Regions from separate parts of the Homo sapiens genome. Here region 1 is linked to region 2. A link is an interaction called in ENCODE POLR2A ChIA-PET data of the cell type or tissue named here. Cell type or tissue: A673. All regions are shown on one strand. Links, peaks and the distances in the headings refer to the core of each region. The heading gives the core; the rest is flanking DNA.

Evidence for each region. ChIA-PET counts read pairs that join two places held together with the same protein. Peaks named below come from ENCODE experiments on the same cell type or tissue, not always from the same donor. Only the 100,000 strongest peaks of a DNase experiment are listed, where the experiment ranks them.
Region 1: POLR2A ChIA-PET joins it to region 2 with 6 read pairs; 5 of 35 experiments call an interaction of 5 or more read pairs at or near these places.

Annotation. Positions count from the first base shown.
Region 1 is chr1:150,732,916-150,738,296 of GRCh38, reverse strand. CTSS (cathepsin S) reads left to right here. Exons shown (of 8, transcript NM_004079.5): 8 at 5,152-5,381. The coding sequence ends at 5,251. Among named protein-coding and RNA genes, the nearest start is that of HORMAD1, 15 kb to the right of the region's middle. RefSeq lists cis regulatory regions at 1,050, 3,177 and enhancers at 978-1,122, 3,105-3,249. In A673, for the core only: no CTCF peak of the experiment used is centred there; no DNase peak of the experiment used is centred there.
Region 2 is chr1:150,602,353-150,607,733 of GRCh38, reverse strand. It overlaps LOC107985203 (a long non-coding RNA gene), which reads right to left. Exons shown (of 3, transcript NR_186818.1): 3 at 3,450-3,614. Among named protein-coding and RNA genes, the nearest start is that of ENSA, 25 kb to the left of the region's middle. RefSeq lists an enhancer at 2,266-3,104. In A673, for the core only: no CTCF peak of the experiment used is centred there; a DNase peak (open chromatin) is centred at 2,833; H3K27ac peaks cover 2,623 bases.

The DNA of each region.
Region 1 (5,381 bases), core at 226-5,225, 130 kb before region 2:
AAAGCAAAGCACAATAAAACAAGATTTGCTTGCACTTCTCAATACCTCTGCTGTTACCATTAGAGTTCAAGCCACCATCCATCTCCTGGTCTATTGCAATAATCTCATAACTGGTAGCTGCTTCCCTCTTGTTTGCTTGGAATCAATCCTCTACACAGTAACCAGAATTATCTTTTTAAAGCATAAAGTAGATTATGTTACCCTTCTACCCCAAACCCTCTAATGGCTTTCCTTCCCACTCAGAATAAAACCCATGACCTGTAAAGCATGACATTATCTGGCCTTAGCCTGCCTCTCCAACTACCTCTCCAACTACTCTCCCCTCTCTCACTCAGCTCCCAGCACATTAGCCTTTTGGCTATTTCTTGACACATCATGCTTATTTCTAGCCCTTTATCCAGGTCTTTGCCTCACTTGCATCTTTGCGCAAACATCCACTCAGCGAAGCTTTTCCCGACCATTCCACCTAAAATTGAGCCCTGTCTCTTAACACTCTGTATCCCTTATCCTGCTTTATTTTTCTTTATTGTACTAATCATATATATCATCAAGTATTTCTTCGTTTATCATATGTTTCTCCTCTAGAACCTAGGCTTTAGAAAGACTTTGTCTCTGTAATCCTAATGCCTAGAAGAGTGTCTGGCACAGCCTAAGAAGCCCAGGACTTCAGTCTATTACAAAGGAAACTGGCATTGATTTTAGAAGGAATAATAAGTTAGTAGCCTTATAATATGCAAGGAGAAGGTAGGGTGATCAACTTTCCCACTTTGCTAAGGGCTACGAGGCTTTCTGGGACATAGGACTTTCTTTTTAAAAACAGGACAGTCCCAGGCAAACTGGGACTGGTGATCACCCTAGAAGAACGCTATACATTTTTTTAAAAGTAGACGGACTCAGCCCGGCTCAGTGGCTCACGCCTGTAATCCCAGCACTTTGGGAGGCCGAGGTGGGAGGATCACCTGAGGTTGGGAGTTCGAGACCAGCCTGGCCAACATGGAGACACTCCATCTCTACTAAAAATACAAAATTATCCGGGCATGATGGCGCACGCCTGTAATCCCAGCTACTCAGGAGGCTGAGGCAGGAGAATCACTTGAACCTGGGAGGTGGAGGTTGCAGTGAGGCGAGGTTGTGCCATTGCACTCCAGCCTGGGCAACAAGAGTGAAACTCCGTCTCAAAAAAAAAAAAGTAGATGGACTCTACTTGAGTCCAATCTGATGTACTCATACCTGGATAATAATAAAAATAGCTACCTTCACTTAGTAAGCATTGGCTATATACCAAATATTGTGTGAGTACTTTAAATACATTCTCTCATTTAATTTTTAAAGTACTCTTATGAGATAGGCATTTAGTTAACAAACTCACCTAAAGTTGAACAGTTTGAGTGAAAGAGCTATAGAATTAATAAAAATATACAACTTGGTAAGTACCGAAATGAACATTTGGAGCAGATCTTGTATAATTCTGAAGGCAAGACTTTGTCCTCAGATACTTTATTTAGCTTAAGATTTTTTTTTTTTATCAGTTTCATTGTTTAAGGGAAGTTAGCAGGACTCAGTCAAAAAGAGGTCTGGGATCTTTTGCAAAACTGGGGGCAATTGATCTTGGTCGGTAAAACTGAGAAAAGTAAATTGTTTAGATGTTGAATGGGGTCTGGGATTCCTTGGTCTCACTGACTGAATTCATACTGCTAGTAACTAGACCCTCAATTCAATTTTCATACTAGAACTCAGGTCCAAATTCAGTTCACCTAAAATGATTTATTTTACCTATTATTTAATGCAGTGACCATAGTAGGATATAAATTACATGAGATCCTAGATGTACTGGTCTGAATTTCATTCCCCATATGACTTCACTCACAGAGATAACTGTAGGGATAGGCATAGATAAAAGTTAGAGTGGGCTTTGGAATAAAATAATCCTAGATTTGACCTCTGGCTTCACAATTTACTATCTATGTGACTTTTGGCAAGCTACTTTACCACTCTGCCCTTCTGTTTTTTTCTTTAGTAAAAGAAGATAATATTCACCTCACAGGATGATGATTAAATTAGATAATTTATGTTAATCTGTTTGGCAGAGTAAGTGCTAAATAAGTGGTGTCTATTAATATTAATAATAGCCTGGCCGGATTCTTGTTATTGCTTTTGCTTATCAAACTGGATATTAAAAGAGCATTGCTACAGCCTGGGCAACATAGTGAGACCTCTTCTTTACTAAAATAAAAAATTGGGCCAGGCGCAGTGGCTCACGCCTGTAATCCCAGCACTTTGGGAGGCTGAGGCGGGCAGATCACAAGGTCAGGAGATCGAGACCATCCTGGCTAACACGGTAAAACCCCATCTCTACTAAAAAATACAAAAAAATTAGCCAGGCGTGGTGGTGGGCGCCTGTAATTCCAGCTACTGAGGAGGCTGAGGCAGGAGAATGGCGTGAACCCGGGAGGCGGAGCTTGCAGTGAGCCGAGATTGTGCCACTACACTCCAGCCTGGGCCACAGAGCAAGACTCCATCACAAAAAAAAAAAAAAAAAAATTGGCCAAGCATGGTGGTATGCACATGTGGTCCTAGCTACTTGTAAGGCTGAGGCAGGAGGATTGCTTGAGCACAGGAGGTCGAAGCTGCAGTGAGCTGTGATTGCACCACCACACTCCAACCAGGGCAACACGGTGAGACTCTGTCAAAAACAAACAAACAAACAAAAAAACCCACTACAGCCAGTGGTTTATTAGAGGTGACGATGGAGTTTGAATTTTATTGTAAAGGCATGGAGAGCCATTGACAATTTCTAAGCAGTGGAGTGGCAATTAAGTGAAAGGAAGTAAAGAAAGGAGCTCATGAAAATGTTTGAGAAGGACTGACCAGAGAGAGATAAGAAAATCAGAACATAGTAGTGTCTTGAAGCCAAGAGACCAGTAAGGTGGGAGTAGACAAGTGTGTTAAATGGTACAGAGAGAAAAAAATAGGACCTGCAAAATGTCCAATGAGGGCTGATACATAGAATATTTAAGGCCTCTTAAAGCACAGTCCTTTTAAATGGTGTCATTTGTCTTCCAACAATAAACCAGCATTTCTTAGGTTCTCCACTGCATGCAAAAACACAAACTTTGAGTCCCTGAGCCAAAATTTCTAACAGCTTCCCTTTGCCTTTGTAATTGAAGTACATGTTCCTCCACCTGCTGTTCTAAGCTGTTCACAACATGGCCCCAAACCAGCTTTCTATCCTCTTTTTCCACTATTCTACTAAAGATATCCAGTTTTCCTTTCAACTAAATTTCTTACTGCTCTCCAGACACACTAGGCATTTTCTCAATTTCACACTTTTATTTGTATCCTAGAGCACTTAATGAATTTTGCCTTGTATGATATTTATATACCTACCACTATAAAATCTCAGAATGATAAAGAGCTTCAGAAATCATTCCTCTTACAAGGATTTTCTAAGTTTTTTCATCAGTCTTGGTAAAGTAAGAAAAATAAGAATATTTTGGTGACTTTTTCATTAATATAAATTTATTTACTCAAAAGACTATCCTTAAAATAGAGATTATGTCTTTGGATTTTTTGCTTTTGGTGTTAAAATGTATTTTCTTTTACAACATAATGGTGACAGTAAGTAGTATGGTTTTTATTTATTTTCTTTTTTTGAGACAGTCTCACTCTGTTGCCCAGGCTGGAGTGCACAGGCGCAATCTCGGCTTACTGCAACCTCTGCCTTGCCTCCCAGGTTCAAGCGATTCTCCTACCTCAGCCTCTCGAGTAGCTGGGACTACAGGCTCATGCTACCATGCCCAGCTAGTTTTTGTATTTTTAGTAGAGACGGGGTTTCACCATGTTGATCAGGCTGGTCTCGAACTCCTGACCTCAAATGATCTGCCCGTCTCTGCCTCCCAAAGTGCTGGGATTACAGGCTTGAGCCACCGTGCCCGACCAATAGTATGCTTTTTAAAAAAGATGACCATACAGCCGGGCGTGGTGGCTCACACCTGTAATCCCAACTCTTTGGGAGCCTGAGGCGGGTAGATCACTTGAGGTCAGGAGTTGGAGACCAGCCTGACCAACATGGAGAAACCCCATCTCTACTAAAAATACAAAATTAGCCGTCGTGGTGGCACATGCCTGCAGTCCTAGCTACTTGGGAGGCTGAGGCAGGAGAATCACTTGAACCCAGGAGATGGAGGCTGCGGTGAGCTGAGATTGCACCATTGCACTCCAGTCTGGGCAACAAGAGCGAAACTTCACCTCCAAAAAAAAAAAAAAGATGTCCATACATGCTAATTTTAAAATTGATAACTGTATATCTATCTGTAAAAACTTTTTGAACTCCTCTAAGTCCATTAAATCAAAAAGTGAAACACTGATCTACTCGAACCCTAATCCGACCCATGATTTTTCTCTGCAACATCTCTAACAAGTAGCCTCTGCTGCAGAGTAGGTAAGGAATACAGGTGCATGCCACCATGCCTGGCTAATTAAAAAAAAATTTTTTTTGTAGAATCAGGGACTTGCTATTTTGCCCAGGCTGCTCTCAAACTCTGGCCTCAAACAATCCTCCCACTTCAGCCTCTCAAAGCACTTGGATTACAAGTGTGAGCCACCATGCCTGGCTCATTTTTCAATAGCTTTAATTATGAGAAAGTCAGCTCCACTTCTAGATCAAAAAGCTCTTTCAGAGCTGCATTTTTGTTGTTTGCTTTAGAATTCCCTGCCCTATACCTTTTTCATAGTAGTCACTCAAAAATATTTCTTAATTGACATTCTCTAGAGGAATTTAAGTTTGATAGAAAATCATTACACATGATACTGTTATCAAAAAATTTAGAGATAAAGGCTTATAAAGGATACTAATACTCTTTCTTTAGAGAAGGCATATTTGCAAAGTAGGAGGATTAAAGGACTGGGATGGATCTTACTATAGTTTTCCTTAGGTATTAAGTCTATTCATCAATATAGCACTAAAGCTTTCCAAACCATTATTTTGAGTTACCTGAAATCCCTGGAGAAATTATTACCTTATTTCATTCTAATTTTGTTTTACGGCCTTTCATATGTAATCACTTATAGGAGAAAAACAATGAGATAAAAAGTTGATAACATGGTTTGATTGTACGCATTTGTAATTTTGTATTATTTCTTTTTCTAAAGCTGGGGCCACAACTTTGGTGAAGAAGGATATATTCGGATGGCAAGAAATAAAGGAAATCATTGTGGGATTGCTAGCTTTCCCTCTTACCCAGAAATCTAGAGGATCTCTCCTTTTTATAACAAATCAAGAAATATGAAGCACTTTCTCTTAACTTAATTTTTCCTGCTGTATCCAGAAGAAATAATTGTGTCATGATTAATGTGTATTTACTGTACTAATTAGAAAATAT
Region 2 (5,381 bases), core at 183-5,182:
TTGCCACTGCACTCCAGCCTGGGTGATGGAGTGAGACCATGTCTCAAAAAAAAAAAAAAAGAATTTTCACATATCCCACTGTGGTAACTTACAATATAGTTGGCATTGGCAATTTTTGACAGTCTCTACAGAGACTGACTTTAAAAAAAATAAATAAATTTCAGGCTGGGCATGGTGGCTCATGCCCACAATCCCAGCACTTTGGGAGGCCAAGGCGGGTAGATCACCTGAGGTCAGGAGATTGAGACCAGCCTGGTCAACATGGTAAAACCCTGTCTCTACTAAAAATACAAAAATTAGCTGGTGGTGACGCACACCTGTAATCCCAGCTACTCGGGAGGCTGAGGTAGGAGAATTGCTTGAACCCAGGAGGCAGGAGGTTGCAGTGAGCTGAGATTGTGGCATTGCACTTTAGGCTAGGCGACAAAAGGGAAACTCCGTCTCAAAAAATAAATAAATAAATTTCAAATTGAAAGGTGAGGCTATTTTATAATTTTTTTTTTTTTTAATTTGAGACAGAGTCTCAGTCTATCATCCAGGCTAGAGTGCAGTAGTGCAATCTCGGTTCAGTGCAACCTCCACCTCCCGGGTTCAAACAGTTCTATTCTACCTCAGCCTCCCAAGTAGCTGGGATTATGGGCACCCGCAACCACACCTGGCTTATTTTTGTATTTTTAGTAGAGATGGAGTTTCACCATGTTGGCCAAGCTGTCGAACTCCTGACCTCAAGTGATCTGCCCGCCTCAGCCTCCCAAAGGCTTATGCCCACAGGGTTGAGCCACGGCGCCCGGCCCTATTTTACAAAATTGTAATGAAGCTGAGAAAAGATAATTCATCTAAGATCACTTGATAAATGACAGACTCCAAAGCCCATGGCTACTTGACCAAATCACTTTGCTCTGTATACATCCGTATAGAGAACTAGGTTTGGAGCCAAGAGGGACTCCTGATTTATCCCTCTCATGGGCAGTAGGTTTGTTATAGTGAGCCCTTGGCCTTAGCTTGGTTTTCTTTATCAGTAAAGGAGAGCATGACCAGATCATGCCATACCAACTTGATGGCCTAGGCCTAGGGCTTGGCTTGTGAGGTGTGACTAAATCACATAGCCTCAGATAAGGAATGAGGGAAGATTTAAAGCAGGATTGATAAAGCAGATTATGTTTTATACTTAACAAAATCTTAAACTGGATGTTTCAGCTGGGGTATCAAGATCTAATAGATATGAAACTCCAAAGGGAGACAGCAGATGTAAATGCAGTATTTTAAAGGAACTTACCAAGAACCAGTTGCACAACTCTTGAACCCCCTCACCCATTTCAAGAGTATGAAAAGTGAAGATAGAAGGCCAGATGCAGTGGCTTACTCTTGTAATCCTAGCACTTTGGGAGGCTGAGGTGGGAGGATCACTTCAGGCTAGTTCAAGACCAACCTGGGCAACATGGTGAGACCTTGTCTCCACAAAAAAATTAAAAAATTAGGCCGGGCGCAGTGGCTCAAGCCTGTAATCCCAGCACTTTGGGAGGCCAAGGTGGGCGGATCACGAGGTCAAGAGATCGAGACCATCCTGCTCAACATGGTGAAACCCTGTCTCTACTAAAAATACAAAAAATTAGCTGGGCATGGTGGCACGTGCCTGTAGTCCCAGCTACTTGGGAGGCTGAGGCAGGAAAATCACTTGAACCTGGGAGGTAGAGATTGCAGTGAGCACCGAGATTGCACCACTGGACTCCAGCCTGGTGACAGAGCAAGACTCCGTCTCAAAAAAAAAATAAAAAATTTGAAAAAATTAAAAAGCCAGGGGCAGAGGCTCATGCCTGTAATCCCAGCACTTTGGGAGGCTGAGGCAGGCGGATCACTTGAGGTCATCAGGAGTTCAAGACCAGCCTGGCCAAATGGTGAAACCCCGTTTTTACTAAAAATACAAAAATTAGCAGGGTGTGGTGGTGGGCGCCTATAATCCCAGTTACTTTGGAGGCTGAGGCAGGAGAATCACTTGAACTCGGGAGGTGGAGGTTGCAGTGAACTGAGATCGCACCACTATACTCCAGCCTGGGCGACAGAGCAAGAGTAATACATCTAAAAAAAAAAAAAAAAAATTAGCCAGGCATGGTGGTGCATGCCTGTAATCCCAGCTACTACTCAGGAGGCTGAGGCAGGTGGATCACATGAGCCAGGAGTTTGAGGCTGCCATGAGCCATCATCATACCACTGCACTTCAGCCTGGGCCACAGAGTGAGACCCTGTCTCAAAAAAAAAAAAAAAAACAACAACAAAAAAGCGGAGATTGGGTTTATAAAAGAGCTTTCTTTGGAGAGAGCTACTACCATGCTGTGAGCCCTATTCAATCCCAAAGAGAAGAGGTGGGGAAGGGCCAGGTGAGGTGGCTGACGCCTGTAATCCCAGCACTTTGGGAAGCTGAGGCGGGCAGGTCACCTGAGGTTAGGAGTTCGAGACTAGCCTGGCTAACATGGTGAAACCCCGTCTCTACTAAAAATAAAAAAAATTAGCCAGGCGCGGTGACGGGTGCCTGTAGTCCCAGCTACTCAGGAGGCTGAGGCAGGAGAATCGCTTGAACCTGGGAGGTGGAGGTTGCAGTGAGCTGAGATCGCACCACTGCACTCCAGCCTGGGCAGGGGGAGCAAAACTCCATCCCCCACCCCAAAAAAAAGAGATGAGGTGAGGAGTAATTCTATCTTCTCAATCCTAGAGACAGTGGCTTCAAGACCACTGAAACATTTTGTATTTGTCCTTGGGTAAGGGATAATCATTAGACTGTGTATGACTCACGGTAGAGGAATTTCAAGGCAAAAGCTGACTAACAACAGAGCCTGATGTAACAAAGTAGAGAGTCACATCCTGGAAGTCACCACACTGGCTTCTGATAAACGGTCAGATATACATGAATCCTGTGGACCATGTGTGGAGCCAGTTTAAATCCTACTCAAGAGAACTGCCTGGATGCATAGTGGGGCTCTTCATGTGGAAAAGAACACTGGAAAACAAAAGGATAATGAGAGAGTGGTGGCTATAGAAATAGAATACATCACCTCACTTCAGGAAGTTGCCACTGCCTTTGGAAAGCGCCCCCAGGGAAGCCTCTGATGGAGCCATACAAATGCTCATGAGATAATTCTTAACATCAGCCAGGCCTAGACAGCATGAAGCCACTAATAACCCTTCCTCTTCATTCTGCCCCATTCCTAGAAATATCAGTGTAGCAAAAGGAGAGAAGCCAACTACCCCCTCTTTCACAGAGGCGAGCTGGCTGGCTCTGTTGACCCTAGCTGTGGGGTAGAGAGATTCTTACCTATGATGAAAATTGATGTGTTAATATATTTCGGACCAAGAGTATGTTTTGCTACTTAAAGTGGTTGCAAAGACTATTACCTAAAGGTGATCCACATCTGAGGAAAACCTCTCCCACTGAAATAAATTGTGCAGAGACAGGGGAAAACAAATTAAACTTTAATTTTCATTACATTTCTTCAGTTGGTACTTGTTAAGCATTCCAGTTATGGTCACCTTTGTATTCTCTGAGGCACTTAATTGGCACTCATGATATTGAGATTATTCCTTCCAGATTGTAGTATGTAACCTTCTGGTTAATATCCTCTCTATAATAAAACAAAAGACAGTTTTAGGGACTTAAATTTCAATAAATCTGGTTGAGGCCAAGGAACCAGAAATAAATTGAAAACTCAATTTATTTCAAGGAAACTTGAAATAAATTGAAATAAAGTTAGTTGGAAACTAACTTTAAGATAATCTAGTTCCAGGCCAGGCACGTGGCTTACCCTGTAATCCCATCACTTTGGCAGGCTGAGGCAAGCGGATCTCTTGAGCTTAGGAGTTAGAGACCAGCCTGGGTAACACAGCAGAACCCTGTCTCTTAAAAAAAAAAAAAATCTAGTTCCAACGAATGCCTCCTCAGTGAATCTTTTTCACAGTATCCCTGGAAAGTGAATATTTAGTCTCTTGAATAACTCCAGTGTCTTGAAATCTACTATCTTCACCCTCATGAAAACGTCAAGAGTTTGAGGACCACCTCTTTCTACATCTACTAGCCTAAACATTTTCCCTCCCTTTAGCTAGTCCTCCTTGACATAGTGTGGACTCCTGGCATCACCTTGTCTACTCTCTGGATGAGCTCAAATGTGTCAGTGTGCCTGTCTAACTTTGGTCCAGATGTGGCCTCACCAAGCCAAATAGAACTAAACCATTACCTGCTTGCTTGTAGACCTGGACCGTAGGAGAGCCCAAGGCCCCCTTAGGTTTTCTTTACTACTTATGCTACTGACTCATATCAAACTGACACCTAAGCTGGACATGGTGGTGCACACTTGTAGTCTTAGCTGCTCTAGAGGCTGAGGCAGAAGGTAGCTTGAGCTCCAAGAGTTTGAAACCGGCCTGGGCAACATAGCAAGATGCCCATCTGACAACTGACAAAAACCTACAGGTGTTATTTTCGGGGTAAGGTAGGGTTGTTTTGATTTCATAATAATAAATTAATGCATTAATTTTATACAACATATAACATTAAAAACCTTCATTCAAAAAAAAAACAAAACTACAGGTTGGACATGGTGGCTCACGCCTGTAGTCCTAGCACTTTAGGAGGCCAAGGTGAGCGGATTGCCTGAGCTTAGGAGTTTGAGACCAGCCTGGGCAACATGGTGAAACCCCATCTCTACTAAAATACAAAAAATTAGCTGGGCATGGTGTACTCCTATAGTCCCAGCTACTCGGCAGGCTGAGGCGGGAGAATGGCTTGAACCCAGGAGGTGGAGGTTGCAGTGAGCCGAGATCATGCTACTGCACTTCAGCCTGGATGACAGAGCAAGACTCCAACTCAAAAACAAAAAACAACAACAACAAAAAAAGCCGGTCGCATGGCACATGTATACATATGTAACTAACCTGCACAATGTGCACATGTACCCTAAAACTTAGAGTATAATAAAAAAAAAAAATTAAAAAAAGAAAAAAAAAAAAAAAAAGCCGGGCTTGGTGACTCATGCCTGTAATCCCAGCAGTTTGGGAGGTCGAGGCCGGCCGATCACTTGAGGTCAGAAGTTTGAGACCAGCCTGGCTAACATGGTGAAACCCTGTCTCTACTAAAAAAAAAAAAAAAAAAAAAAAAAATTATCTGGCCGTGGTGGCAGACACCTGTAATCCTAGCTACTGAGGAGGCTGAGGCAGGAGAATCGATTAAACCCAGGAGGCGGAGAGGCGGAGGTACGGTGAGCTGAGATGACACCACTGCACTCCAGCCTGGGCGATAGCGTGAGACTCCTCAAAAACGATGAAAAAAAAAAAAAAACTACAAACAAGGCTTCCTTGCCATTATTCCAAGTCCTGGTCCTTTCCTTCCAGAGATAAAC